Regions from separate parts of the Homo sapiens genome. Here region 1 is linked to region 2. A link is a loop called in an ENCODE intact Hi-C map of the cell type or tissue named here. Cell type or tissue: heart right ventricle. All regions are shown on one strand. Each heading gives the region's core, and the rest is flanking DNA. Links, peaks and the distances in the headings are about the cores only.

The links. Peaks named below come from ENCODE experiments on the same cell type or tissue, not always from the same donor. Only the 100,000 strongest peaks of a DNase experiment are listed, where the experiment ranks them.
Region 1: a loop joins it to region 2, with 3 times the contacts of the local background. A loop is called at or near these places in 3 of 110 quality-filtered maps.

The regions. Positions count from the first base shown.
Region 1 is chr7:45,354,849-45,371,127 of GRCh38, reverse strand. No RefSeq gene overlaps it. Among named protein-coding and RNA genes, the nearest start is that of RAMP3, 210 kb to the right of the region's middle. In heart right ventricle, for the core only: no CTCF peak of the experiment used is centred there; no DNase peak of the experiment used is centred there.
Region 2 is chr7:45,285,919-45,302,197 of GRCh38, reverse strand. No RefSeq gene overlaps it. Among named protein-coding and RNA genes, the nearest start is that of RAMP3, 140 kb to the right of the region's middle. In heart right ventricle, for the core only: no CTCF peak of the experiment used is centred there; DNase peaks (open chromatin) are centred at 7,457 and 9,507; H3K27ac peaks cover 2,417 bases.

The sequences.
Region 1 (16,279 bases), core at 4,897-12,896, 67 kb before region 2:
TTCTTCTCCAGGATAGATTACATTTTAGGCCAAAAAAACACAAGTCTGAACAAATGTAAGAGGACTGAAATAATATCAAGTATCCTTTAATATCACAATGATATGAAACTAGAAATCAATAACAAGAAAAATCTTGAAAAATTCACAAATACAAGGAAATTAAACAACATGCTCCTGAACAACCAATGGATCAAAGAAGAAATCAAAAGGAAAAATGAAAAATGTCTCAAGACAACAAAAATGGAAATACAACATACCAAAACTTACAGGATGCAGCAAAAGCTATTCTAAGAGGGAAATTTATAATTCCTAATATTAAAAAAAGAAGATCAATGGGGTAGAACTTAATGTAAAATTTTTTTCTATAAAATTCTTAATGATTAAAATAAATAAACACTCCCACAAAGAAGAATGATATCAAATAAACAATCTAATGTTACACCTCAAGGAACTAGAAAAAGAAGAACAAACTAAGCCCAAAGTTGGCAGAAGAAAGAAAATAATAAAGATCAGAGTAGAAATAAATAAGACAGAGACTAGAAAAAAAATAGAAAAAAATCAACAAAACTGAGTCTATTTTTCAAAAAGTTTTTAAAAACTTGACAACTCCTTAGCTAAATGAAGAAAAAAAGAGAGAAGACTCAAACAAATAGAATAAAAAATTAAGGTGGAGACATTACAACTGATACCACAGAAGTACAAAGTATTATAAGAAATTACTATGAATTATTATACATCAAAAAGTTAAATGACCTAGAAAAAATGGATAAATTTCTAGACACACATGACCAACCAAGATTGAATAATCAAGGAATCGAAAATCTTAATAGACTAATAAGTGAGTAAGGAGATTTAATTAGTAATAAAAACTCTTCCATCAAAGAAAATCCCAGGACCTGATGACTTCACTGCTAAATTTTACCAAACATTTAAAGAACTGATAACAATACTTCTCAAACTCTTCCAAAAAATTAAAGGGCAGAGAACACCTCCAAACTCTTTTTATGAGGCCAGCATTACCCTTATACTAAAGCCAAACAAGGACATTACAAGGGGAAAAAATACTATAGGTCAATATCCTGATGAACATGATGCAAAAATCTTCAGCAAAATACTAGCAAATCAGAGTCAACAATATATTAAAAGGATCATTCACCACGATCAAGTGGAATTTATCCCAGGGATGCAAAGATGGTTCAATGTATGCAATCTATGTGATATACCACATTAACAGAATGAAGGGCAAAAACCATACAAGCATCCCATTAGATGTAGAAAAAGCATTTGACAAAATTCATAACTTTTCGTGATGAAAACACTCAACAAACTAGATACAGAAGAAATGTACCTCAACACAATGAAGGCCATATATGATAAACTCACAGCTGACATCATACCCAACAGTGAAAAGTTGAAAGCATTTCCTCTAAGATCTGGAACAAGACAAGGATGCCAACTCTCATCCCTTCTGTTCAACACAGTACTGAAAGGCCTTGCCAGAGAAATTAAGCAACAGAAAGAAATAAAAGACATCCAAATAGGAAAGGAAGTAGTGAAATTGTTGCCGTTTGCTGATGACATAATCTTGTATATAGACAACCCTAAACACTCCACCAAAATATTGTTAGAACTAATAAATGAATACAGTAAGGTTGCAGGTTACAAAATCAACACTCAAAAATCAGCATTGTTTCTATTTACTAATAATAAAATAACAAAATGCGAATCAAGAAAACAATTTAATTACCAGTAGCTACACAAAAAGAACATGCTTAGGAGTAAATTTAACCAAAGAGATGAAAGATCTGTACACTGAAAACTATGAAACATTGATGAAAGAAATTGAAGATGACCCAAATAAATGGAAAGATATGTCATGTTTATGGATTGAAAGAATTAATATTGTGAATCACCATCCTACCCAAAGCAATCTACAGATTCAATGCAATCCCTATTAAAATTCTAATGTCATTTTTCACAGAAATAGAAAAAGCAATCCTAAAATTCATGTGGAACCACAAAAGACTCTAAATAGCCAAAGCAATCTTGAGCAAAAAAGACAAAGCTGGAGGCATCACACCACCTGACTTCAAACTATACTACAAAGCTCTAGTAATCAAAATAGCATGGTACTGGCATAAAAACAGACATTGATCAATAAAACAAAATAGCCCAGAAAAAAAGCCCATGTATTAAGAGTCAACTGATTTTCATCAAAGTTGCCAAGAATACACAATGAGAAAAAAGATAGTCACTTCAATAAAACGTGTTGGAAAAGTGGATATCCACATGCATAAGAATGAAATAGAACCCTTATCATAAACTATATAAAAAATTAACTCAAAATGAATTAAAGACTTAAACATAACATCTTAAATGTAAAACTACTAGAAGAAAACATAGGGAAAAAATTACACAACATTGGTCTAGACTATAATTTTTTAATTTTATCCCAAAAGTTTAGGCAACAAAAGCAAAAATAGACAAATAGAATTACATAAAACAAAAAATTTTGTACTCAGCAAAAAAAAATAAAAAATAAAAAAAACAATAAACAGAGTGAAAAAAACAACCCATGGATTGGGAGAAAATATTTGTAAGCCATACATATGATAAGGAATTAATATCCAAAAATATAAGGAATTCAAACAACTCAATATTAAGAAAACAAGTGACTCAACTAAAAAATGTACAAAGGACCTGAATAGACATTTCTCAAAAGAAGGCACAGAAACAGCCAGCAGATATATGAAAAAAATGCTCAGTATCACTAGCCATTAGGAAAATGCAAATTAAAACCACAATGAGATATCACTTCACACCTGTCAGAACTGCTATTAGCAAAAAGATGAAACATAAATGTTGGTGAGGTTGTGGGGAAAAAGAGAATCTTTGCACCCTGTTGGTAGGAATGTAAATTAGTATAGCCATTTTGGAAAAAAAAAATCTATGGAAACTCCTCAAAACTAAAAATAGAATTACCATAGGATCCAACAATTCCACTTCTGGGTATATATCCAAAGAAAAATGAAATTGATACATTGGAGGGATACCTGCACTTCCATGTTCATTGCAGCACTATTCACAATAGCCAAGACATGGAATTAACCTGTGTCCATCAGTGAATGAATGGATAAAGAAAATCTGGTGAATATACACAATAGAATACTAGTTAGCCTTTAAAAAGAAGAAGATTATGTCATTTGTGACAACGTGGATGAAACTGGACAGTATTCTAAGTGAATTAAGCCAGGTACAGAAAGACAAACATTGTATGTTCTCATATGTGGAATCTAAAACAATTGATCTCATAGAAGCAGAGAGTAGAAGGGTGATTACCAGAGGCTGGGGGTGGGTGGGAGAAATGGGGAGATATTGGTCAAAAGGTACAAAGTTTCAGTTAAGACAGGAGGAATAAGTGATAAGTATTTGAGGTGATGGATATGTTAGTTAGCTTGATTCAGTCACTCCACATTGTACACTGATTTCATAAAACCATTTGCACCCCATAAATACATACAGTTATAATTTACAAATATACAATAAATTTTTTTTAAGTGGAAAGATGTGCAATCCAGGGAAAAGACAGTTACAATAAAAACTGCTGACAAAATATATAAAGAATAACAACTTAATAAGGAAAATTTCAACCTTCAAAAGAAAAAAAAATGAGTCAAGGAAATAAATAGGCAATATACAAAAAAGCAATACTTAGAGTGAGCAAATAATCAAGAAAATTCCAGTTGAGACTGGGCAGGGGCCAGCACAGAGAATCTGATGATACCAAGCAATGGCACAAATATAAGAAAAACAGAACTCGCAGGATTGCTGTGGGAGTCTAACGTGCTACAACCTTTGGAGAGCATCTTGGCCATATTAGTGGTAAACATTCTGTGATCTAGCAATGTCACTAGGCAACACACTCCAACTCAGAGGATCGTGTGCACAAGCAGCCACACGATTGGGAGAAAAACGCACAGCAGAGGTGTTTTTCTGGCATGATTTATAGAAGTAAAATTTCTTAAACAAGTTAATTGCCCAACAATGGGAAAATAAACAAATAAATTATGTACTTTTAAATAATTATTCATTTTAAACAAATGAATATATTCTTTGCTTTTCTGCATTTGAAAATTTTGTTATGAACAAAATGAAACAAAGAAAATTACTGGGGCTCCTAGAATCCACAAACCTGGAAATTTAAACACATGAGTTTATTTGGTAGGCACAGACTGGCTGAAGCTGGCCTTTGGGATCACTGCAAATTCAGAGCAGCATAGGTATCATGCAGGAATCACAGGGCTTGTTGTCCTGCTGCTAACAACGGTGTTCTCCAGGCTGCCTCGCCAGGGCTGCAGAGAAGCCCAAACACCCACCACGCATGGCCATGCACAGCCTCATGCACATGTGTACACACACACACATATACACAGGCACACATAGCCTTATGCACACACACAGTTTCATGCACACAGCCTCATATACATGTGCACATATGCACATGCATATACATGCACAAATGTGTATGCACACAGCCTCATGCACACACATGCATGCACATGCACAAACATGTACATGCACATATGTACCCACAAAGACTCATGCATGAACACACACAAGCACCCTCACATCCACAGCCTTTTGTACAAACACTGCCTGTTCCCTGAGCACCAGCAAGGCACCCTTGGAATACTGCCTTTTTTAGAACTGACATCACCAGAGATGAAGATTTCTGATGGTGATAGGAGGAAGACTTGCCAGTGGCCAATCACCGGTAAGTAATCCCACCAGCTTTAGAGCTCCCCACTCTTAAATGGGAGGACAGCCTCCACGGGAAAGATCAGCAGGCAAAACAGAAAACTAGAGAAAGTAGAGCAATGCAGCAGATAGAAGGGATAGAATAGAACCTGGAAAAGAAACAGAACAAAAACAAAAGCCCTCTTTATTTTAGATATCTTTGTATCCAAAGAAATAAATGGGAAGGGTGTCCAAAAGAGGATAAGCAGGACAGGACTATGTTGGTGAGAAGCATAAAGCCATTAAAACGTTAATTCCCTTTTCCTTTGGTGTTCCAACTGCTGGGAATTTGTTCTAAGAAAATAATACCAAACTGTGAAAAATCCACATGCTTCATAGCTGATAATCATCAGCATTAAGGCTCAATTTAAATGGCAACAATAGAAGGTTGGTGAGGCAAATCATATCTCATTCACTATACAAATTATCATAGTAATTCAAAATGGCAATTTAGAGACCAAGTCACAATTAACGAATATACATCTGATGCAATGACAGAAAATTGCATATGTGCCATTTGCACACATGTGACATGTGTACACCCAGGGACAAAAGCTGGAAAGGTACCTGAGAGACAAACACATGGCAAAATCATATGCAAAGTTTTTTAAATGAGATGGTTGTCACGTTGCTGATTATTCAATAGACTAACCGTTTAAAATCTGAAATACCCTAGCGACTTTTTTTGTGTGAGTTTAGTGATAGGGTCCCCAGATGGAAGTGGCTGCTTCACAAGTTGCTAACTGACCATTGGCTTCTGGGGGACCAGAGTCACATCAACAAACTGTCTAAACCAGGCTATTCCTGGCACATTCCCTCATGAAGCTGAAGCTCCACAGATGGTTTTCCACACTGTGTTATATTTATTAACATTTAGTCCAGACTTAATTGACAATACTAAACGCTGGTTCTTTAAACATTCAGTTTCATTATTTGCAATGGTAATTTCAGTAAACAGTAGCTATTCCAAAGCTCTGTAGTGTGAAATTTAATTTTGTTGGTTAATTGATTGGAAGAATACAGCAACTTCATCCTGCTTAGAGATTGTGGCATTGGTGTGGCACTGAAATTAGGGATCTGTAAAATCACTCACAGTATAGCAAAGTCAAAACAATAGGCTAAATAAACTTATCAACTTTTAGACGTCAGGAAGTACCAAGTTTCTTGGAACAATGATATTACAGAATTAACACACTGCATATTCATTAGAGGATATTCTTGACGTGTGTGCATCTTTTAATAACAAATTCCTCACGCACTGTTTTGGGATCACTATACCCCTAAATTGTGTGCCTGGTCAGTATTTATCTATTAATATTAACACTGCTTTTGACAGAATATGAAGTTGGAGTGCTTTACCCTAGCAATGCTGAAAGGAAGAGCAGTTATTCCAAGAGTTCCCTTCCAGCCCAAATTAGTTACACTGTGTCAATAGTTTCTATTAGCTTTTATAAACCTTCCAGTTACAAATCATAACACAAAATACCCTCAAACATGGGCATTTTAAATGGTGTCTTCAAAAGATAATCGCCACCAACTGTTTGACCTCCACTCATAGGCCAAAAACATTGCCGATTATAATAATGAGATGCTATCTTTTTGACCTATGGAATTAGCAAGGATTAAAAGTGTGGATAATTCCAGTGTTAACACGGGATGAGAAAGCATCTGACACACTCTTCAAGAGGAGTAGAAATTGATCCATGTATGAAAGCAATTTGGTAGCAAGAGACATTGAGAAGGACTCAGGGGACCAAAGGGTGGCCAGAGAAGGACTAGCCCAGGCACACCCGACTGGAGCTTTGCAAGTGCTCATGGACTGACTAGGCTCGTCCACAGCCTCAATGCTGTGGGCAGAGGCCTCTGCCCAGGGCCCTTCTCTCAGGTACGCCATTACCCTTCCTCTCCAGGAAGCTCCCAGAACAAACTCCCTGGCACCTGTCACAACTATTCAGGGCTTTCACAGACCCCCTGCCTAGTAACCACTGAGATCCAAATGTGATTTTTCTGTGGCTTCGGAGAATGATAGTAAGAATTATAGGATGATGCAAAGGTGAACATTCCAAGGTTGGAGACCCCAGAGCTCCCAGGTCAGAGCCAGGAGGCAGCAGAGTGACCAACCCCTGACCACATAGGAGGTAAATGGTAGAGCCAGGGTAAGAGCCCAGGGGTCTCGAGTTTCCACATGCACCCCTCAAAGGTCTGGCCCTACCCCACTCCACTCAGGGGTGCAGTCTCCCAGCTGGGAGGACAGAATCCTAACTTTGATCACTCCCACCTGGCAGACACATTTACACTGACCAACCCTCTTACTGCCTTTGGGAACTTTTCACTTCCCCAACTCTGCTTGATCCCCGTTCCCTCCTCCTCCCTACCCCGCGCTCCCCCTTTAACGTGCCCAGTCGTCTCTGTGCAAATCAGAGTAAAGCTGGGCTCTGGCCCCTGCTGTCAGTAGTTACTGAAGAGAACCTGTTTCATCTCTCTGCCTAATGTCTGTCACTGTTTATCTCTGACAGCAGGAATGTCCATTGTCAGGTAACAGAGCTGGGTTTTCATGGTTTCCTCTTTCTGCCAGAGCTGCCAGAATGGAGAGAGCCCCATTGCAGAGCTTATGCACTGAGCTCTTCCGTGGTGTCTTCTGAAACACGTAGAGTGTGAGTAATCAGTGGACAGACAGGAAAGCAGGAACAACCCCAGCAACGGCAAATGCTGCGGCAGAGACCTCTCCAAATTGACCTGGCAGTTTTCAGAACCTAGGCCATGGTCTGCTCCAAGTAGGAGCTCATAGGGTGTTGCGTTCATTGAGGAGGAGAAAGAATTCAGCACCCAAAGTTAAGAGAAGGAGAGGAAAGAGAAGAACTATGGAAGGAATGGTACAGAATCGAGGGACGATGACTTCCCCAGGAGCACGGCATAAATCTTCCCAATCACCCTGGTGCTCCAACCCACCTGGGAAGCCAGGTGGGCATGGCTCATGTCTGTTTCTCTGGGTCGGATGTCACTCCTCTCAGGAAATCTTGAAAGTGATCCAGGTCCCAGGATCCTTTCATCCTGCCCTTTTTGAACTAAGCAACCCCAAACAGAGCTCAGAGGCCCTGTGCAGCGGGGAAGGCTCTTTGTCTAATTAACTTCCATTAGCACATAAGCCAGACTGGAGTCCCCAAAGACACACAGAACCAAGCAATGGAAGTTGTTTTTCCACCTTTGTGTTTTCAGGGGAGGCTCCTTCAGGAGGCAATTTGAGAGCATTTCAGTTTGAGATTCGTAGTTAAGACTAGAAGTAGGCATAGCACTTACATAAACTTTTATAACTTAAAATGGATTTGTCTGGGAAACTGAAGTTCTGAAGAGCCCTGTCTCAGCTTTCTCAACCCCTGCCTGCTTGAAACACCCACTGGAGACCACCTCTGCCCACCTCACACTTTATCGCTTATGAAAGGTCCACCATTCCTTAGTGACTAAACCCCATGGGAGCAGACATCACTCAGTTTTGCCCACCACTCTCTTTCCAATACCTGAAACACAGCCAGTAAATAGTCACTGAATATGTGAATGATGAATTGAATGAGTGAATGAATAAATAAATTTCTATCTGGAGGACTTTCTCACATCTAGGCAGTTCTGACCATTAAAAAAAATAATAATGTTTCTCTTGTCTGCAATCTCCTCCTTGCAGCATCTGCTTCTCTAGGCCACACCAAGCAAGTTGATTCTCACTTCCTCAGAGATTTGGAAATAGTTGTCTTGCCCTTCCCATCCCCACTCCCACCCCATAGAGGCTTTTCTTCTTCAGGTTAAATATCTACAGCTCTTTCCATGTTTTCCCACGATCCAGTTCAGCATCCTTGTTTTCCCTCTTGGAACTGGTCCCATCTGTCTATACCCTTCTCTGCTCCCTGAAGCTGCTACCCAGAAATGTGTTCCATGCTCCAGCATGCCTGACGCACCAAGCCTGCCCAGATGCTTCACCACTGCCTCATCTCAGTATTGGCCCATGTTGAGTGTGTAGCCATAGACGCTTGCAACTCACTTACCTATTTATTTTACAAAAACAGCCTGTGTTCCATGAAGAAGGCTGTCCTACTAAGGTTCTGCATAAACAGCAGTGAGCAGGGTGCAGCAGAAGCCCAGGCAGGCAGTTCATCCAAGCCTGGGGATGGGGAGGGGCCTGCCCCACGAAAGCCCAAGTGTATCATCCCAACTTCTGATCCCATCATCACATCATCTTTCTTTCTATGGCAGCCATCCTCAAGTTCCTCTGTAACTCTCTTCTGGATCTTGTGAATGAAGAGTCTTTGCTCCCTAAATTCTGTCTTCCCTCACTCTGCCCATGATCAGCGTTCAGCTCAGCCCCCACCACCCCAGGTAGGCCTTGCCCAAATCCGTGGGATGTGAGCTCCACGCCCCACAGTGGCCCTGTGGGTGCTATCACTCCCTGTGTTTCTCGTCATTGGCCCCTTTGATGTACACAAACCTTGTCTCCAGAGACTGTAAGCATTTTATTTATTTATTTATTTTAGCTCCAGGGCCCCCTGTCAAGTAAAAAAAATCCTGCAAATGAGTCCAGTTCATCCACTTGTTCGTTCATTCATTCATTCAATGAATAAGGGCTGTGAGTCTGCTCTGGACCAAGCACATTCCTGATGCTGGTGACACGCAGTGAATAAGCAGGCTGGGCACTGCCCTCATGGAGTGACAAGAAACAGCCTGAAAACCAGGTCAATGTCAGCTCATGGGTGGTAGTAGATGGGGTCTGCTGAGGAAAACCCTGAATACTCTGTCGTAGAACAAGGAAGAGCTGGGCATCTCCTGAGCAGTTAGTGATGGTTTTATAGAAAGTGAATTATGTCCATGATTGCACCTCTTTTCACCTTGGCTACTGGGAAGCTTGGAAATAAGGTAGGTATTTTTAGTCTCGTTCCAGAAACTGCTGGGTTTTGCCTTTATTGCTTTGCCTTCTTTGGCTTCTACTTCTGCTTTTGCTGTCTTACATACAGATTCTAAGTATTTTATATTATCTCATCAGTAGCCTCAGCCATTCTTGGAACATGTCTGGGTCTAAACTCACTTTTACACAGACACATATTTTTACCAGGCATTCATAATTACATGCAGAACCTAATTTTTTAAAATTAACTCTCTTCTCCCCCAAAGAAGCTTTGATTCATTACTCCACTATAGCTTAGTCTACCCACCAATTAAGAGAAAAAGTAATCAAGGATTATAGCTTGCCTGCCTGCCTGTCAAGGAGGGTCTCAAAGCCTAATGAGTACAAGAACTGTAAGGCAGTTTCTCCCTGTGGCAGCAGGGAGGGCGTCTGCAGAGGTGGCTATCAGGTTAAGGATGCCCCTTCCTGGAGGGATGGCCCCAGGTGGTTGTGAGCCGAGGCTCCTGGGCCCCATCTCCAGGGTTAGAGCTTGACACCTCCACTTTCTAGCTGTCCAACTTCAGAGAAGCATCTTAACTGTTTACATGGTGTAGACAGGCCTGTGGTTGACCACCACACTGAGTACCATGCTCGGTGGGCTCTGTCCATGCTGTCGGGTTTGTGCACACACATCATTGCGATCCTCTTCTACAGGCTGCCGTTCAGATCAAGGGAGCACCATAGAAATGACAGTGGCTTCCGCATTGTCACCAGGACCCCTGCATGGCCTCCCCAGAACCACCACCTTTACACACTGAGACGATGGCATAACAGCGAGGACGAGAACAACCGCCCCTCAGAGAAGGATGAAATGTAGGATCTATGTATCTGGGAAATAGTAAATGCTATTATAAATGGTTTCCACATCCTGGGGATTTTCTAAACATTCGTACTGAGCTTCAGAGACAAGCACAAGAATAGTCTGCATCATCTAAATGACCAGTGCTTCCTTCAGCCCCGAAGAAAGTGCATGTTCGTTACATAAATATTGGGATGGGACAAAGCAGGTGACTTCATAGATTTATGAAATGGAGCCAAGAGCATCAAATTAATTTATGAACAGTGACTTCCAGGCATTGGTGCCTCTAATCAAACTCTCACTGCAAGTACATTTCATGTGGAAGACTGAGGCTCAGTGTGTTTTCTCTAAGGTCAAGCAGCAAGGCAGAGTGAGCGTGAATACTGCCTGCAACTTCTTTCCTGTATCTGGTGGGGCAGTCCCCTCAGCTTCTGATTCATTTGCTTTGACCAGCTAAGCCCCTGTCTCTCTGCAGATAAATAAAACTTAGAACATAAATGATTGGACCAATTATGGGCAGGGCACCAGCCCAGAGAATGCTTTCGTGGGCAGCTGCTCACGCCCTGCTCTGAGCCACAGTGAGCAGCCTCCACTTGCCATGCTTACACATTCTGGTGGTGATGGAGCCTGTGCCCTCTAAATGAGAGCAGCTGCTCCTCTGGCCACAGGGGAACTCTCTGCGTAACACTTCCTTGGAAAATTGATTCATTTTCAAATGCCGGCATGGGACTCTTCCTGAGGGCAGTGCCTGTAATTAGTCTGAGAAAGCAAACAGCTCTTTGGTCAGGGGGAAGTTTTTGAGTGACAGCTAGCTGTCACCCTGCAGTCCCAGCAACTAACTTTCCTCAGGCACTCATGTCCTGCCAATCACCCAAGCCAGGACCCTCCCAGGCCGCCCTGTCCTTGGCTCTGCATCTGTTGCCTCTGGTACCTGTTTTCATTCACAGACACCCCCCCACCACATCTGCAACCACTCCACCTGTTCTAGACCCTCTTCCTTCTCTCCTGAAAAATAGCATGCTGCTTAATCATATGTGTCAACTTGGCTAGGCCATGGTGCCCAGTTTGGTCCAACACTAGTCTAAATGTTGCTGCAAAGGTATTTTTTGGATGAGATTAACATTTAAATCAGTAGACTTTGAGTAAAGCTGATGACTCTGCATAATATGGTGGGCCTCATCCAATCAACTGAACACCTCCTCCCTTTGCTTGTCGACACCTCCCATTCCAACAATGAGAAAACTGCTCCCATCACCCACAGCCATTCATTTCATTGTTCATTTCCAGTGTATATGTTCAGTTATGTCAGACTTGTTAAACTGTGCCCTGATGAGAAGCAACTTTACTAACCAGGGCACAGTGCTTATGCACAGTTCCTACTGCCTTTTAGTCTTACAGACTCTATTAATTTCCAAAGTTACTTGGGCAACTTTTTAATCCTACCCTCTACAGTGAGGTTGTTTCATACATTTGTAACGGCTGGGTTCTGCTGTCACATTCAGCATTCCATGCTGGGATACCTGACTTTTTCAACGACATTTTAAAATGTGCATACATTAAAGCTCACTATGGGTTTTGACAAATGCATATGGCATCATATAAAATAGTTACACTGCCCTAAAAAATCCTCTGTGCTTCACCTATCTGATCTTTCTATTCCTACCGAAAGTTCTGGCAGCCAGTGATCTGTCCATCATCTCTCTCTCTCTCTCTCTTTTTTTTTTTTTTTTTTTTGCCTTTTCCAGATTGTTGTACAATTGGAATCATACAGTACATAGCCTTTTCAGATTGGCTTCTTTAATTTAGCAATATTCATTTAAGATCCATTTAAGTCTTTGCATAGTTTGCTAGTCCACTTTTTATTCACTAAATAGTATTCCATTGTATGGATATATCACGGTTTGTTCACACTATTGAAGGACATCTTGGTTGCTTTTAGGTTTTGAAGATTATGAATAAAGCTGTATAAACATTTGCATACAGGCTTTTTGTGGACATAAGTTTTCAAATTCATTGGGAAAATACCTAGGAGTATGATTGATGGATCACATGATGAGTCTATGTTTAGCTTTATAAGAAACTGCCAAACTGTCTTTCAAAGTGGCTGGACCATTTTGCGTGCTCGCCAGCAGTGGTTGTGTTCCTGTTCCACATCACTGTCAGCATTTAGTACTGTCAGGACTTTGGGTTTTTGCCATCCAAATAGGTTTGTACTGTCATTGTGATTTTAATTTGCATCTGCCTAATGACAAATGATGTTACGTATCTTTACATATGCTTATTTTCCATATGTGTATCATCTTTGGAGTGAAGTCTGCTCAGATCTTTTGCCTAATTTTTAATTAGGTGTTTCTCATTGTTGAATTTTAAGAATTCTTTGCATATTTTGAACACAAGTCCTTCATCAGATATGTGACTTACAAATATTTTCTCCAAGATTATATTTTGTCTTTTAATTCTCTTAACAGTGTATTTTACCAGGAAAATACTTTAATAAAGTTCAGATCTATTTTTTTCATTGATCTTGTTTCGGTGTTGTATCTAAAAACTCATCACAAAGTCCAAGGTCATGTAAATTTCTTCCTACATTTTCTTCTTATCATTTGCATTTTACCTTTATGTTACACTTTGAGTTAATTTTTGCAAAAGGAGAAAAACCTGTAGCAAGGATTTTTTTTTTTTTTGCATATGGACTTCCAATTTATCCAGCAAAATTTGTTTAAAAGCCTATTCCTTCTCCATTAAATTGCTTTTGCATCTTTGCCAAAGACGATTGACTATATTTGTGTAGATCCATATTTACTCTATTTTGTTACATTGCACTGTATTCTTTTGCCAAACCCACTGTCTTCCCTAATGTAGTTTTATAGTAAGTTTACTATAGGGAAATGTGGGTTCTCCAACTTTTTTCTTCTTCAGTATATTGTATTGAATATGCTATGTCCTTTGCCTTTCCATATCAGCTTTAGAATCAATTTGTCAATATCTGTTAATATCTACAACATATGCTCTAGAGTTTTTAATGAGAGCATATTAAATCTATAAGTTGAATTGGGAAGAAATGACATCTCAGCAACATGGTGTCCTTCAACCCAATGACACAGAATATCTCTCCATTTATTTACATCTTTGTTTATTTCTTTCATTAGCGTTTTGTACATTTCCACATATTTATCCAGTATATATTTTGTTAGATTTATACCTAAGTATTTCCTTTTCTGATGCTGTTGTAAATGATATTTTTAAATTTCAAATTCCAGTTGTTCATTGCTGATATATAGGAAAGCAATTGACTTTTATATATTGACCTTATAGTCTGAGACCTTACTATAACTGCTTATTAGTTCCAGAAGAGTTTTTGGTCAATTCTTTGGAACTTTCTCCACAGACAATCATGTTTCCTGTGAATAAATACATGTTTTTTGTTTTTTGTTTTTTCCAATCTTGGTACCTTTTATTTCTTTTTATTTTCTCATTGCACCAGCTAGAACTTCTAGTAAGATATTGAATAGCAGTGGTGGAGGGGATATTGCCTTTTTCTCAGTCTTAAGAGGAAAGCATTCATTTTCTCACCATTAAACATAAATGTTTGCTACAGTATTTTTCTAGATGTTATTTATCAAGCTGAGGAAGTCCCCCTCTATTCCTAGGTTCCTGAGTGTTTTTATCATGAATAGGTTTTGAATTTTGTCAAATGCTTTTTCTAAAACAATGTATATTATATTATAAAAAAAGTACCAATTCTACACAATCACCAGAAAACAGAAGCAGAGAGAACACTTTCTAACACATTCTATGAGGCCAATATTTATATGATAATATAACTCTTCTTCTTTAGCCTGTCGATGTAGAAATATATATCTGTAGTTTTCTCTTCTTTTACAATCTTTGTGTGGTTTTAGTATTAAGGTAATATTGGCCTCATAGAATGAGTTAGGAAGTATTCTCTCTGCTTCTATTTTTTGGTGATTGTGTAGAATTGGTACTTTTTTTCCCTTAAATCTGAGGTAGAATTCACCAGTGAAACCATCTGGGTCTGGTACTTTTTTTACTCCGAAGGTTATTTGTAATCAATTCAATGACTTTAAAAGAAACAGGTCTACTTGAGTTACTTATTTCTACTTGTAGAATTTTTTTAGTTTATATCTCTCAAGGCATTAGTCATTTCATCTGTTATTAAATTTGTTGGCATAGATTTGTTTGTAATATTCCTTCATTATATTTTCAAGTCCAAGGGATCAGTAGCAATGATCCCTCTTTAATTTCTGAGTTTAGTAATTTGTTACATTTCTCTTATTTCTTGGTTAGCCTGGCTAGAGATTTATCTATTTTATTGATCTTTCCAAAGAACAACTTTTGAATTTGTTGATTTCTCTTTATTGCTTTCTTATTTTTAGTTTCACCTATTTGTGCTATAATTGTGTTATTCCTTTTCTTCTACTTGTTTATGCATAACATTTTCTTCTTTCTCTAGTTTTTGAAGGTTAAAACTTAGATTATTGATTTTAGATCTTCTTTTCTAATATATGCATTTAGTGTTATAAATTTCTCTTCAACAACTGTTGTTGCTGCATTCCACAAATTTTATAAGTTGTATTTTCATTTGTATTTAACTAAGAATATTTTTCATTTATTTTGAGACCTCTCCTTTGACCCATCTCTTCACTAGACACATGTTAAACAAATATTTCCAAATATTTAGGAATTTTCCAGCTGTCTTTCTGTTACTGATTTCTAGTTTAATTCCACTGTGGTCTGAGAACATACTTTATTTAATATCTAATTTTTTTAATTTATTACAGTGTGTTTTGTGGCCTACCATATGGTCTATCTTGGTGAAGGTTCCATGTGAACTGAAAGAAATATTGCTATTGTTGGATTCAGTGTTCTGTAAATGTCAATTCGATAAATTTGATTGATAGTTCATGCCAACTATATCCTTCCTGTTTTTCTGAGTGCTTGATATATCAAAGAGGTGTTGAAGTTTCCAACTATGATAATGAATTTTTGCCTCTTTTCTCTTAATTCTATCCATTTTTGCCTCATAAATTTTGAAACTTTGTTAGGCTCATACATGTTTAGGATCATATGTCTCCATGGAGAATTGATCTCCTTTAACATTATGTAATTCCCTCCTTTATCCCTGATAATCTTCTTTATCCTGAAATCTATTTTGTCTTGTTAATATAGCTGCTCCAGCATTCTTTTGATTAGTTTTAGCATGGCATAGCTTCTCCATTCCTTTTCTTTTAACCTATCTCAGTCTTTACGTTTAAAGTAGATTTCTTGTAGAAAGCATAAAGTAGAAAGCATAAAGTCTTGAGCACTTTTTCCCACTTTTATTTTAGATTCAGTGGGTACTAATCACTTTTATTTTAGATTTAGGTTTGTTACTTCAGGTTTTTTTAAATCCAGTTTGCCAATCTCTGTCCTTTAATTAGTGTGTTTAGATACACCACTGACTTTTAAAGTGATTATTGATATAGCTGGATTAATATCTACCATGTTTGTAACTGTTTTCTATTTGCATTTCTTGAGCATTTTATATTACTGAATTTCATCTCTTCTCTTAGCATATCAACTGCAGTTTTTTTAAAAAAAATTGATTACTTTAGAGTTTGCAATGCACATTTTAAACTAATCTAAGACCAGTTTCAAATAACTCTACACCACTTCACACGTAGTACAGGTACTTTGTAATAGATTATTTCCAATTCCTCCCTCCTATCCCTTATGGAATTGCTATCATTCATTTC
Region 2 (16,279 bases), core at 3,042-11,041:
TATGTGTGAGGATAACACAAGATCTATCATTTTAGCAAATTTCAAGTATACAATACAGTATTGTTAACTGTATTCACCATGCTGTATATTAGAACTCCAGAACAAATTCATCTTGCATAACTGAAATTTTATACTCTTTGACCAATGTCTGCTCATTTCCTTCTCACTCTCACCCCCAATCCCAGCAACCACCATTCTAGTCTCTGCTTCTATGAGTTTGGCTGTTTTAGTATCCATATGAGTGATGCAACATTTCTTTTTCTGTGTCTGGCTTATTTCACTTAGCATAATGTCCTCCAGGCTCATCCATGTAATTGCAAATGGCAGTATTTCTGTCTTTTTAGAGGCTGGATAATATCCTATTGTGTGCACACACACACACATGCACACACCACACACGCAGACACACACACACATGCACACACCACACACACACAAACACACACACATGCATACACCACACACACAGAGACAGACACACACACACACCACATTTTTTTTTTTACCCATTCAGCCATTAGGTTGTTTCCATATCTTGGCTACTGTGAATAATGCCACAGTGAACATGGGAGTGCATATATCTCTTTGAGATCCAGATTTCATTTCCTTTGGATATATACTAGAAGTGCTAGATCATATGGTAGTTCTACTTTTAATCTTTTGCAGAATCCTCATTTTCTCCACATTGTCAACAAGACTTGTTATCTTTGGTCTTTTTGATAGTAGCCATTCTAATAGGCATGAAGTGATATCTCACTGTGGTTTTGATTCGCATTTCCCTCATAAGTAGCAATGCTGAGCACCTATTTCTGTATCTGTTGGCCATTTGTACGTCCTCTTTTGAAAATTTTCTGTTCAGGTCCTTTGCCTATTTTTGATTGGATAATTTGGGGGTTTTTGTTTGGTTGGTTGGTTGGTTTTTGCTATTGACTTGTATGTGTTTCTTATATATTTTGGATATTAACCCTTAACATATGTATGGTTTACACATATTTTCTCCCATTCTATAGGTTGCTTTTTCACTCTGTTGATTGTTTCTTTTGCTGGATAGAAGCATTTTAGTTTGACACAATCCTCTTGTATATTTTTGCTTTTGTTGCCTGCGCAAAAAAATCATTGCCAAGACCAACACAGTGGAGATTTTCCCTTATGTTTTCTTCTAGTAGTTTTATAGTTTCAGGTCTTACATTTTAGCTTTTAAGTATTTTGAATTGGTTTTTATATGGGGTGAGATAAAGAGCCAACTTCATTCTTTTGCATGTGGGTATCCAGTTTTCCAGCATCATTCTTTGAAGATATTATCCTTTACCCATTGTGTGCTTTTGGTATCCTTGTTGAAGATCAGTTGATTTTAAATATATGGATTTATTTCTAGGCTCTCTATTCTATTCCATTGATTTTTTTATCTCTGTATTTATACCAATATCATACTGTTTTGATTAGTATAGCTTTGTAATGTATTTTGAAATTGAGGAGTGAGGTGCCTCCAGCTTTGTTCTTGATTGCTTTGGATATTTGGGATCTTTTGTGGTCTCATATGAATTTGGGGACTTTTTCTATTTTTATAAAGAATGATATTGAGATTTTGAAAGGATTTCATTGAATCTATAGATCACTTTGGTAGTATGGACATTTTAACAATATTCTCCTAATCCATGAACATGGGTGGAACATGGGATGTCTTTTCATTTATCTGTGTTGTCTGTATTTCATTTATTAATGGTTTATAATTTTGAACTTATTTTTGTGTGTTAAGCTTATATCCTGCAACTTGCCTGAATTTATTTAGTAACTCTAATAGTTTTGGACTTTTTTGGTATGTCTTCAGGTTTATCTACATATAAGATTGTTTCATCTGCAAGTAGAAGTAAGTTCACTTCCTTCTTTCCTATTGGATGCTTTCTATTTTCATTGTCTTACCTAAGTGTTCTGGCTAGAAGTTCCAGTATAATGTGGAATAGAAGTGGTGAAAGCAGGCACCATGGTCTTAGGGGAAAAGCTTTCAGTCTTTCACAATTAAGTATAAAGTTAGCTGTGTTTTTTATAAACGGCCTTTATTGCTTTGAAAGAGTTTCCTTCTATTCCTAGTATGTTGGGTGTTATTATTATGAAAGTGTTTGAGATTTTGTTATATGCTTTTTTGGCCTCAATTAAGATGATCACATGGGGTTTTATCTGTCCTTCTAATATTATGCTGATTGATTTTTACGTATTGAATCTTCCTTCTCATTTCTGGAGTATATCCAAATTGGTCATGATGTATAATACAATCCTCTTAATATGCTGCTAGATTTAGTTTGTTTGTTTTTGTTCAGGATTTTTGCATTTGTATTTATAGGAATAAGAGTCTATAATTTTTATGATGTCTTTATCTGCCTTTGATATCTGACTCATAGAATAAGCTAGTAAATATTCCTTCTGCTTCCATTTTTTGGGAGAGTTCAAGAAAGATTTCTGTTAGAGGTTCTTAAGAGGATCATTAGAATTCACCAAGGGAGCCTTCAGATCTAGGGCTTTTCTTTGTTGGGAGGTTTCTGATTCAATCTCTTTACTTTTGTAGTTCTGTTCAAGTATTCTATTTGTTTTTGAATGAGTTTTAATAGTTTGTGTGTCTCTAGGAATTTGTTTGTTCCATGTAGAGTTATCTAATTTGTTGATGTACAATTATTCATAGTATTCTCATAATCCTTTTTATTTCTGTAAGATCTGTAGCCTCCATTTTCATTTCTGATTTTCCTAATTTGAGTCTTCTCCCTTTTTTTCCATGGTCAAACTAGCCAAAGTTTTGCCAATTCTGCAGATAAAAAACCAACTTTTGGGTATGTTGAATCTCTCAATTGTTTTCTATTCTCCATTTTGTTTACCTCTGCTCCAATCTTTACTATCTCCTTTCTTCTCCCAACTTTCGGTTTAGCTGGATTTTCTTTTTCTAGCACCTTAAGATGTAAAGTTAGATTATTGCTTTGGGATTTTGTTAAATGTAAGCATTTTATACTTACATATTGCCTCTGAGCACTGCTTTTGCTGTATCCTATAGGTTTGGTATCTTGAGAAAATATCTCAAGATATTTTCTAATTTCATTCGCAATTTCTGTAATTCATTCATCATTTGTGTTATTTAATTTCCACACCTTTGGCCAGGCCCGGTGGCTCACACTTGTAATCCTAGCACTTTGGGAGGCTGAGGTGGGCGGCTCACTTGAGGTCAAGAGTTTGAGACCAGCCTGGCCAACATGGCAAAACCCCATCTCTATCAAAAATACAAAAATTACCCAGGTGTGATGGTGCACACCTGTAATCCCAGCTACTCAGGAGGCTGAGGCAGGAGGATCACTTGAACCCTGGAGGTGGAGGTTGCAGTGAGCTGAGATAGCACAACTACACTTCAGCCTGGGCTTTAGAGTAAGAATCTGTCTCAAAATTCCACATATTTGTGAATTTTGCAATTTTTCTTTTATTATTCTTTTCTGGTTTTGTTTCATTGTGGTTGGAAAAATCACTCATATGATGTCAATATCCTTAAATTTATTGAGACTTGGTTTGTGGCCTAACATATGTTCTTTTCTGGAAAATGTTCCATGTGCACTTGATAAAAATATGTATTTTGTTGTTTTGGGGTACAGTATTCTATATATTTTTATAAGGTCCCGTTGGATTATAATGTGATTCAACACATTTTTTTAATTGGTAAATTATTTACTTCTATCTAGTTGTTCAATATACTATTAATAGTGGGTTATTGAAGTTGTCAACTATTATCATGTAACTATCTATTACTCAATCCAATTCAAGCACTTTTTGCCTTAAATGTTTAGGGGTTCTATTATTAGGTGTGTATGTTAGTATACCTTCTTGAACTGACTTTTTAATCAATGTATAATTTCCTTCTTTGTGTCTTATAACAATATGTGTCTTAAAGTCTATTTTGTCTGATATTAGTACAGCCATCTCTGCTCTGTTTTGGTTACTATTAATGAAATATCACTCTCCATCCTTTCACTTGAAATCTGTTTTTGGATCTAAAGTGAGTCTCTAGTAGATAACATATAGATGCATCATGGTTTTTTAATTCATTCTGGCAGTCTCTATCATTTAATTAGAGAATTAAATCCACTTACATTTAAAGTAATTACTAGTAAGGAATAACTTCTGACATTTCGCTAATTCCTTTCTCTATGTCTTTTAATTTTTTTAATATTTTTAGTTAGCAAATCATTCTTGTATAGATTTATGGGACACAACGTGATGCTTTGATAAATGTAAATAATGTGGAATGATTAAATTAAGCTAAAATTGCCTGCATATCATTTTTCAAATAGTACTCTAGAAAAAATTAATGTCAAAAGAAGGCAATGATAGATGAATTAAGGAACAACCAATATTTAAGACAGGCTAAAGCCTACAACCACAATTCTTTCAGGATAAGGTCTATGTTGCTCCCTCTGGCCTTGTTAACCTGCACCAGGAATGTGGGCTGCTATCCTCATAACCTCTGCCAGTCTGGGACGTGGAGGACGATAGGCATGCAATTTGAAGTGCAGCTGGCTGCTTTTTTTTTTTGACAAAGTCTCACTCTGTCATCCAGGCTAGAGTGCAGTGACTCACTTATAGCTCACTATACCTTAAACTCCTGGGCTCAAGTGATCCTCCTGCCTCAGCCTCCTGAGTAGCTAGGGCTACAGGTGCATGCCACCACACACAGCTAATTTTAAAAAAAAAATTTGTAGAGCCGAGGTCTCCCTTTGTTGCCTAGGCTAATCTTACACTCCTGGCTTCAAGCAGTCCTCCCACTTCTGCCTCCCAAAGTGCTGGGACTACAGGTGTGAGCTGCCACACCCAGACACTGCTTCTTTCTTTACCAAGCCTTCCAAATTTTTTCACTAGATTCCAGAGTTCTGCCAACACTGTTTCTGACATTCTGACTAGCTCATTAGTTGATTTTCTGGAGGGACAGAGCCCTGAAGTCCCCAACTTTGCCATTTTTCTGTGATATCCTCTGCTCTCTTTTTTGTATTGCTTTTTCTCTCTGGCCCATGCAGTCCTGGAGCTGGCTGCTTCTTCCAGCAGAGTAATGAGATGTGGAGGTCCAAGTCTCCAGTGTGAGCTTAAAGGAGAGGGGTGGAGATTGTCCTGGGTCATAGTCCCAGGCTACATCCAACCTGGAGAATAGGAGACCAACTCACTATAAAACTACATTAGTTTAGGACAAAACCCCAGGAAGCAATAAAGAGATTCTTCTTCTGTTTTTGCTGACTGTGCATATCTCCCCTGGCAACCTCCTGGGAGGTGGAAGTTGGCTGAAGACAAAGCTTGGGTGAATCTACTCCCAGCTACCATCTTAATACCTTGGGAATATAAAAATGACCCTTTCCCTGGCACAGGACTCTACAGTTGTCCTGATCAGTGTCCCTGATCTTCTTTTACTTTCACAATGGTACTGGGATGTCACACAGTACAGAGGAGAAAACTCAAGCTCAGGGAGCACCAGAAACTTTCTCAAGGCTCTGACAGGTGAATTATAGGGCCAGGGCACTACCTCAGGCAGCACTCAGCTCCTCCCATTGTCCTTGAGCCCCATTGCACGCTCCCATAAAACCCCAGCTTTCTCTCTAGAAACCCTGGAAGACTCTCCTAAAGAGTGGACACCCCATCCTCTGCCTGCTCCCACCAGCAATGTGTTCTCATCAACAGAACAGCTAATAGACCAACCAATTGGAAGCTTAAACCCCTTTCAGGGATGTTTCCTCCTAGGCAGGCATTGAGGAGACAAGGAGAAGAAAGAGGTTGATGGGTTGATGTGTCCAGAAGCTTTGGGTTTTCTTTTCTTTTCTTTTTGAGATGGAGTCTCGCTCTGTTGCCAGGCTGGAGTTCAGTGGCGCAATCCCGGTTCAATGCAACCTCTGCCTCCCGGGTTCAAGCGATTCTCCTGCCTCAGCCTCCTGAGTAGCTGGGACTACAGGTGCACACCACCATGCCCAGCTAATTTTTGTAGTATTAGTAGAGACTAGGTTTCACCTTGTTGGCCAGGATGGTCTTGATCTCTTGACCTTGTGATCCGCATACCTTGGCCTCCCAAAGTGCTGGGATGGGTTTTCTTTTTTGTCTGTCTCATCAGTCCTCGCTCCTCCTGATTTACATCTCCCAGACACAGTGCTGCCCAGAATGATGCACAACACCCCCATGGAGTCTGCCTTGTATAAGACACAGGCTTCTCTTAAAGCTGCATCCCACTGGCCTAACACTTTTCTCTAACAGCAAGTCTTTTCACACTTTCTGAAGCCAAATGGTCCCAATCAAAGTCCTCAAAGTTTTCCCTCACAGATTTTATCCTGAGATATTTGTCCAGGTTGGCAAGATAATTTTAGATTTTGACTCTAAATAAATGGTCTTTCACCATGTTATCTGCAGATTTCATGAATCCCCTTGCTATGATAAACACGCTAATCAAGACGCGGGCTGGGACAGAGCCTGGTGGCCATCAGAGACTTCCCTCTAGGCCAACAGATTCACTAGTTAGTGCCCAGTGGAGATGCACACCGGACATTCTAGAGACCTGAGATGCGTGGGGACCAGAGCAAAGCTGCACTGGGACTACAGCAAAGCTGCTTTGATCCCACATTTTTGGTCTTCCTATCTTTCAGGAAAGACCAGAACAGCCTGCTTTAAAAACATTAATGAGGTAAAGGGATTATTAATTCAAAGCTTATTAAAGCCATATGTAGCTGCATGCATTCTAAGTCAAAATAAACTGCAATGTCCTGCTGATTTCTCTTGCGTCATGTCACCGGCTTATAGCAAGGGGAAGCCATGTGGAGCTGTGCTAATTACCAGGACCATATGCTGCGGGAAAATCAGGAGGTGTTATTAAAATGCCTCTTGGACTACTGCTCAAGCTTATGAGATTCTCTTCTTCCAGGACTGCAACTTGGTATTTGTTGATATTTGAGTAATGAGGCTGTCCGCACATATTTTTAGGTTTCCCTTTCACCGGGCAGTCTCCAAATACATTCCGTGGGCTGAGCTCTGTGCTATGTCTGAGCAGGGATCCCACCATCAACCACATGCAGCTTCAGCTCCTGAAGCTTTTCCTGCAATGTGAGTTCCCCAAACGGTTAACAAATATCAAACACACTTGCTTAGTATACGCTGGTTTAACAAATATCTATGGTGCATCCACTAGGTACAAAGCACTGTCCCAGGTGCAACAACCTTGGAAATAAGGTAAGTGACCACCATGCTTCTGGGAACCCCTCAGTTTGTAAGTCTTCCTTACCTTCCATGTTCTTTGCCTGCACTCTGCACTGTTTCCACAAGAACATTGTTTCAGGATTAACAAAGGATTCACCTAAGACACTCCTATGGAGTTTCCTCAGGAAACTTGGAATGACATGTAAAGCCACTGCAACAACACTGAACGCACTGGCCTTGCTGCCAGGAACACTGTCACCATCGCTGGGGACACAGCCAGGCCACATGCCAGGGACTATCACAGACACCATTAAATGTCACCATGCCCTGTGAAATGTTACAAGGGTCTCTATTTAACTGAGACTCAGAGAAGTTAAATAGCCGGGCTCCGGGTCACCCATGTTGGGAGGGTCAGAGGGGGCATACCAAAGAGCCCATCTACACACACTTTCCCCTGTACTGCCAACGTTTTTCATAAGCTCAATTCATAAAGACCTTTGACTTCCCAACTTGAGGCACATCGTGTAAAAGCACACATGATACCACCCAGCTCCAGGCTCACACACACATGTGCAAGGGGGAATGTGGCCTCTCTAAATGCCAGGAGCCTTTGATCTGAGGGTATCTCCCTCCCATGCCCTGCACAGTGCTCCCCCAGCTTGCAGCTTAACTGGGCTTCCCCATCAGCCCCTTCACACCCCCATGAGCCATGGGCTAGGAGGCTGCAGGTGCCACCTGCCCCCGCTACTGGCACCACAGCGCTAGCAGTCCGCCTTGCTCTCCTTGCAGTGCCTGCCCTCTGCTTCCCACTCCCTGATCTACTGTGGCTAGTCCCATCCTCCACCAGGCACTGATTCCCTGGACCCCCAACTCACATGGCCTCTCCCGCCCTACGGCTCCACACTTGGCTTCTCATGGTTTCCTACCACAGCAAGTAGGAGGGTTAGTTTTATGTCAACTTGGCTGAGCCACAGTACCCAAATATTTGGTCAAAAGCCAGTCTAGATGTTGTGTGGCTGTTTTTTAAATGAGATTAACATTGAAATCAGCAGACTTTGAGTAAAGCAGTCCACCCTCCATAATGTGGTGGGCTTCATCCAATCAGTTGAGGCCTTAGAGAAAAGACTGAGGTCCCCCAGGAAGAGGAAACTCTTCCTCCAGGCTGCGTTTGGCCTCAAAAGTCAAAATTGCAATATCAACCCCTCTCTGGGTCTCCAGACTGCCAGTCTGCCCTGCAGATTTCACACTCGCCAGCCTCCGCAATCACATGAGCCAATTCCTTAAAATAAATCTACACACACAGACACTCTTCCCATAGGCTCTGTTTCTCTCAGAAACCCTGAATAGTACAGCAAGAAAATGCTTATCAGACTGTTTGAACCTGAGTTCTTCACCAGACTGTATGACGCTTGAGGGCAAGGACATCATCTTATTCACTTCTGAAACCCTAAGCCTTAGCAAGTGGACAGACAATAAACAGGTGTCGAGTGAATAGAAAGTAGATGAGTTCAGACTCAGTGTGCTAAGACATGGCCTTTCCTGGGCCATTGCCAAGGCTAATAAAAGACCCTGAGCTGGAATATTTAATCTCCAGACTTAGCCCTGAGTATGCAAGAATGGATTTTTCCAGCACAAAGGCCTAACACTGACCAGTACCTCCATAACCCCTACAGCCCTGGGCTATGGGGATCCTGACCCTCCCTGCTATTCCCCACCCTCCACTGGGGCCAGCTTCCCCTCTTTGGAAGTGATGTCCTCTCAGTCTCTCTGCACTTGCACACTTAATGTGCACAGTGTCTGCCAGCCAGCCAGAGAGGGCACGCAAACTCACTCACACACTCAATCATACAAACGCACTCACACACACTCATGTACTCACACTCATAGGCATGTACACACTCACACTCGCTCCTGTGCACACACCCACTGAGACACACTGCAGTGTGCACAAACACAAGCACCATCACACACGTGCATATACACACACGTGTACACACATGCCTGGCCTTCCTCTCTGGTTCCCAAAGTAGCACCCCACTTGCGGGTGCCGAGGGATGGCTCCAGGCCATCAGAGCTTGAAGCAGAAAGATGAAAGATTGCTCTGAAACCCTCCTCACTGCAGTCATCTTCTGAACACAGAAGCCCCTTCCAGGTACAGCTGCAGTCACTCTCTCCTGTCCTCTCAGCACACCAGCAGTTGGGATGAACCAATCCATCTCCACACACAGGGCTGCCCAGCTTCCTACGCCCAAGAACAAAGCCCTCTCCTCCCTCTAACCGCGTCTCACACCACAGTCTCCTCTAGCCTAGTTCCTTTGAGTGACTGAGAAAAGGGTTTGGAGCCCTTCCAAATACCCCAAGCCAGGCAGCTGCAGGATGCTGTCAGTCAGGGCCTGAAAATAGTGTGTTAGCCACTGCAGAGGCCACAGACACAACCTCAGGGGCACTCCACAGCCTCACAGCCTGCACCCTCGCCTGCAGAGCCATGGCTCTTTCTGCTGTAATTTCTCACATTTCAATGGATCCTCACACAAGAACTGTGTTGTTTACATAGAAAGAAACTGAGATTAAATGAACTTTTAAGAAAATTGTACTATGATATGTGCAGATTGACCTCTGTCCTCAAACCCACCTTCTTTCTGTGCTGTCAATTTCCTTCTCAACATTGGTGCCCAAAATCTGATTAACCTGTATTTGACCTTATCATCTGCCTAAAGCTACATGTTTCATGTTAAATCTTTCATGTACAACATTGTGAAGCAGACAGACCATCTGCCATGCTTGTGACCAGCTCTGCAAATGACCCCATTGTGGTCAGAACCAGAGCAAATGGAATAGATGAAGGGTCCTTTTTTTCCCCTGAATTCCTAAATTTAACTCAAATCAACCCTAAGTCCACAAGTAAAATCTATGTATATTCAACCTTCATTCTCCTGGCTAGATTATCTATCCCGTATTTTATTTCTAGGAATAGATACTCTCTTTGCTGTTGTTACCAGAAAGGGGTCCCAATCCAGACCCCGAGAAAGGGTTCTTGGGCCTTACTCAAGAAAAGTATTTGGGGTGAGACCATAGAGTAAAGTGAAAGCAAGCTTATTAAGAGAGTAAAGGAATAAGGCTGGGCGCAGTGGCTCACGCCTGTAATCCCAGCACTTTGGGAGGCCAAAGCAGGCAGATCCCAAGGTCAGGAGTGTGTGACCAGCCTGACCAACATGGTGAAACCTTGTCACTACTAAAAATACAAAAATTAGCCAGGGGTAGTGGTGCCGTGCCTGTAATCCTAGCTACTCAGGAGACTGAGGCAGGAGAATCACTTGAACCCGGGAAGTGGAGGTTGCAGGGAGCCAAGATCGTACCATTGCACTCCAGCCTGGCCAACAGAGCGAGACTCGGTCTCAAAAAAAAAAAAAAAAGAAAGAAAAAAGAAAGGAATAAAAGGATGGCTACTCCATAGGCAGAGCAGTGGCTCAGTATACTTATAGTTATTTCTTGATTATATGCTAAACAAGGTGGATTATTTATGAGTTTTCCAAGAAAGAAGTGGGCAATTCCTGGAACTGAGGGTTCCTCCCCCTTTTAGACCATATACAGTAGCTTCCAGACATTGCCATGGCATTTGTAAACTATCATGGCACTGGTGGGAGTGTCTTTTAGCATGTTAATGCATTATAATTTGTGTATAATAGGCAGTCAGGATGACCAGAGGTCACTCTCATCACCATCTTGGTTTTGGTGGGCTTTGGCTGGCTTCTTTACTGCAGGCTGTTTTATCATCAGGTCTTTATGACCTGTATCTTGTGCCACCCTCCTATCTCATCCTGTGACTTAGAATGCCTAATCTGGGAATGCAGCACAGTTGGTCTCAACCTTATTCTACCCAGCCCCTATTCAAGATGGAGTTGCTCTGGTTCAAATGCCTCTGACGTCATGACCCAACAGATTTTTGAGTGTTCACTCTGTGCATGAGGCTGAGCCCAGGTTCATGTGAGCTGTGGTGGACAGGATGGGCCTAGTCCTTCCCGCGTGGAGATCACAGGCACTGAATCCACAAACACTCAAAAACACATAGGAATGTAAACCAAAAATAAAATCCTAAGCCCCCCCAACCAACTGAACAGAGCCCCTCTGGACCAAGAGGACCCCAGAGAAACCTGGAAAACTGAATTCCCAGCCATGACAGGGAGGTGGGACAGTCCTCAATCTACCCCCTCTCTTTTGGAGTTTGGGCACAACTGATTAGCATTAACTTTCAAATAGATGTCATAAGACTGAAAAAACAGACTCTTTGTGGTAATAAATGTGAACCCAGAAAATCTGAGACAGGTCTCAGTTAATTTAGAAAGTTTATTTTGCCAAGCTTGAGGACGTGCAGGTGGCACAGCCTCAGGAAGTCCTGACAACATGTGTCCAAGGTGGTCCGGGCACAGCTTAGTTTTTTACATTTTAGGGAGACATGAGACATCTGTCAACATATGTAAGAAGTACATTGATTCGGTCTGAAAAGGCGGGACAACTTGAAGCAAAGGCAGGAAGACTCAAAGCAAGGAGAGGGCTTTCAGGTGAACAGTTGCATTCTTTTGAGTTTCTGATTAGAATTTCCAAAGGAGGCAATCAGATATGCATCTATCTCAGTGAGCAGAGGGGTGACTTTGAATAGAATGGGAGAGAGGGTTGGCCCTAAGCAGTTCCCAGCTTGACTTTTCCCTTTAGCTTGTTGATTTGGGGGCCCCAAGAGTTATTTTTCTTTCACATTTCCCCCCTTTTCTTTTTTAAAATATTTTGGAGAAAGCATTTTACAACAAAATAAGTCCCTGGTCTCAGATTTCATCTGATCTCTCATGACGAGGATGGTTAACACTCATCTTTAGCAGATTGTGAAGTCTCATGTCCTGTGAAGAGAAAATAGTGGGGGAGGATGGGAGAAAAACAACAACAAACAAAGGAACAATCCTGAAAAAATCTATATAGGCCACATTACTCTGAAGTCCATACATTAGTAGGCAGGTATGAAAGTGGCTTATGTATGTAAATGGGTTGCTGTTTTTTTTTTTTTTAATTTAAGTTGTTTGGCTTCAGTTGGCAGGGTTTTAAGAAAGCACAGCTTAGTTTTCAGTGACTCCAAATTAGGAAAAATGGGAAAAAAGCAGGAAAAAAAGAAAAAATAATGAAAACATTATTTTGAAGACTTGTAGCCAAGAAAAAATTCTGCCAGAACTGTAGAAATAATAAAAACTGAAAAACATTAGACAAGACTAGAGTGTACTATAGTTTTTGAAACATAATTTTTCTCTCTCCAGTTTTCCATTTTTGCTAAAGACAAATCATGGTAGGATTGGTTTGCTTTATTATACTTGGCTTAATTATTTGTATACAGTGCAGCAAGAATAATTATATTTTTTACATAGGTTTTAAATTGGCTTTGATGGAGCTTTGTTCCATAGAAGGAATCCCAGATAAGACTTTTTTAAAGCCAGGCCCAACCATGGATTTGTGCCAGCAAATATCTGTGAGTTGGGTGAATTTTCTGTCCTCTTGAGGTTCCAAGATAAACATGGGGCTTCTGGGACTGTCAGAAAGTGATATTCTTTACTTACCACGGGCCAGAAACCCTGTACAGAGACTGTGTATACAAAATATGAGGCCAGATTTTCCAAGGGCTTTATTGGCGCCATAAGTCAAGTTTGACTCCTTAAAGGAAAGCACAACATTCCAGTCAAATCCTTGGTAAAATAACCAGTTTCTCCAATTGTGTCCTGTTACAAATGAAAACAGATTCTTACTGCACTTATGCAAATAACTGCATTGCCATAAGTTAGAATACTCACAAATAGTTTCCAAATTCTGGAGAAATCAGGTAGACAGAAATAAATATGCTCCAAATTTTGTTCATGGGAGTATACTAAATTGTTAAAAGGTATCAATAGCTCAAAAGAAAAGTTTTAAGACTCTGAAAAACAAAACAAAGGGTCAGCAACAGCTTAGTGATTTAGAGGCCCCAAGATTTATTTTCCTTTCACATAAGATAACAAATCCAACCTGATTCTAGCATTGCGTGACAGATAGCAGACCCTGAAGGAAATCAAAATATTTTTCCCCAGAATGTATTTCCTTGACATATTTTTGAATGGCCCTCCAAAGCCATCTTTTTGTGGGGGAAATTCGCATCTGTAGAGAATCTCCAATAACACAGCCAGGCCTTTCCTTTCCAGGCCTTTCCCAAATCTAAGTGAGATTAACTAAGTGTGTGACACTTTTTACGTTCTGAAAAGAGACATTTACAATTTATCTCTCTGATGTCTGCTACCTAATGAGGCTTCACCTACATAACAAGAACTCTGCCTCCACAATCCCCTTATCTTAAAAATTTCTTTCTACTGACTTCAAGTCTTCAGACAAAGCTTAACTCTTTCAACCAATTGCCTATCAGAAAATATTCAAATCCACCTATGACTTGTAAGCCCTCATGCCCCCTACTTCAAGATATCCTGCCTCTTTAGGTTGAACCAATGTATATCTTCCAAGTATTGGTTCATGATTTTATCTAGAATCCCTGTCTCCCTAAAATGTCTAAGACTAAACTGTAACCCAACCACCTCAGGCACATTTTCTCAGGACTTCTTTAGACTATTCCCCAGGCCATGGTCACTCATACTGGCTCAGAATAAACCTCTTTCAATATTTTACAGTTTGTTTTTCTGTTAACAGGAGGTTGTGAAACAGAGTGTCATGAAAGAGACCATAGAGAAGGCTACTTTGGGCCTGATGGGGAAGGCAACTCTGAGGAAACAGTATCTGACCCAAGACCTGGAGGCTGAGAACTTAGAGTAAGTGCGGTGTAGTAATAATGTTTGGTCTTTGTCCTAAAATCTGAGTGACAGTAGGGTCCTTTGTTATCCATAACAAGCCCGTTTGATCACACCTGAGTTTATGCTAAAAGGTGACTTAGTGTGGGGCCCCTAGATAGCCTCTGGATGGGGTTGGTCACCAGAAAGACCAAGGGATCCAAGGGTGGGAATTTTCAGCTCCACCCACTGGCCTCTGGGAAGGAGGAGGGGTAGCTGGAGGTTGAGCTCTGTAAAAACGCTTGAACAAGATTTGATGAGCTTCCAGGTTTGTGAACATGTGGAGGTGCTGGGAGGGTGGCACCCCTGAGAATCTCTGTACCACCACCACCACTAACTCATCCTCTGCATCTCTTCCATCTGGCTGTTCCTGAGTTGTTTATAATAAACTGGCAAATGTAAGAAAAGTTCTGTGAGCCATTCTAGCAAGTTATTGAACCCAAGGAGTGGGCCATGGGAACCTGGATTAACAGCTGTGTTGCCAGAAGTACAGGTGGCTCCAGGGACTTGTGAATGGTATGTGAAGTGGGGGAAGTCTTGTGGGACCCGGCCCCTAACCTATGGGATCTGACACTAACTTCAGGTAGACAGTTTCGGAAATGGATTGGATTGTAAGACACCCAGTTGGTGTCCAGAGAGGGAGAATTGCTTGCTGTGGGGAAGAAAATCACACATTTCGTGTTAGAAGTGTTGTGTGAGTAGAGAAGCAGTTTCCCAGAATCAGGAAAATGACATTTCATTCATCCCTGAATTTATTTATTCACTACACTATGGGTACACTAAGCCTTCTGGAAAGGGATCAGCTCCTTAATGCCACAGGTTCTGGTTGTTGATACTCCTTAATCTATCCTAAAATTGTAGCCCACTGTTTTTCCAAACAGGACCAGTGAACCTGTTGGAAATCTCTAAGGAACAATAGATCTAAAATAAAGGATGTTGGGAAAAAAAGAATGGTTAATATTAAAAAAAAAATACATTCTGTAAAGTACAAATCTTAGAACTCTGCATTGGTCCCAGATTAAGCTATGAAGTCACAGGTACAGACAGGACACAGAAGCATCTAGATTGTGAAGCCTTCACACCCCACAAGATCCCAAAGACCAGGCTAACAGTTCCTTTGTCAGTAAGGTTGGTCCAATAAGTGGGACCAGGGTATACGGTCTAAGAAAAAAACATGCCTGGACTCAGACAAGGCATTTGACAAGGCCTTTCATGAAATTTCTCTCACCACCATAAAGAAATATGAGCTACATATCAGTATAATGTGAACTTTAATGACAGGATACATCCCAAAGATTTCATTTCTGTGTGCTAAAGCAGAAATGCTTTCAATTCTGTGTGCTACACAATCGAGGATTAGAAATAAAAAAGAAAAGGGCCAGGCACGGTGGTTCATGCCTGTAATCCCAGCACTTTGGGAGGCTGAGGCAGGTGGATCACTTGAGGTCAGGAGTTCGAGACCAGCCAGGCCAACATGGTGAAACCCCATCTCTACTAAAAATACAAAAATTAGCCAGGCATGGTGGCAGATGCCTGTAATCCCAGCAACTCAGGGAGCTGAGGCAGGAGGATCACTTGAACATGGGAGGCGGAGGCTGCAGTGAGCTGAGATTGCACTCCTGCGTAGGTGACAGAGTGAGATGGCATCTCAAAAAAAAAAGGAAAGGTTTACTCTCATATCCATCAGAAAACAGATTATTAAATTAATTATTATTAATTATCAAAAAAAAAGGAAAGGTTTACTCTCATATCCATCAGAAAACAGATTATTAAATACAGTTTTCAACAAGATTCCAAGTGAGCAGTTAGCTACTTTCCCTCTTCAGTTCATCCAGCCCCATACAATTCATTCTTATTCTATGGCATCTTGGGTTGGCATCTGCTTTCATGAGCTCATCTGCTTCTGGCCTGAAAAGAGTCTGGGAAATCTTGACTTGGACTCACTGGTGCAGTTTGAAGGTTGTCTAAGCAAAGTCAGCTTAATCTCCAAAGTCTGTACCCATTTCCTGGAATGTGAGTAGTAAGCAGTGCCTACAACAGTCTTTTCCATGTGGTTCTGAAACTAACCTTGGTTGTCGAAGACCTAGTTTCTCAGCCTATAACCTAGAGCAGAGCTCTCAGGCAATCAGAAGAACGCAGACACTAGCTGTTGATGACAGAGCTGTAGTTATTTTATTACAGTACCCAACAACATCAAAATTGGGGGAGGGGGGAATCAAGCTCTATATTAGAATATCATACATAATTAT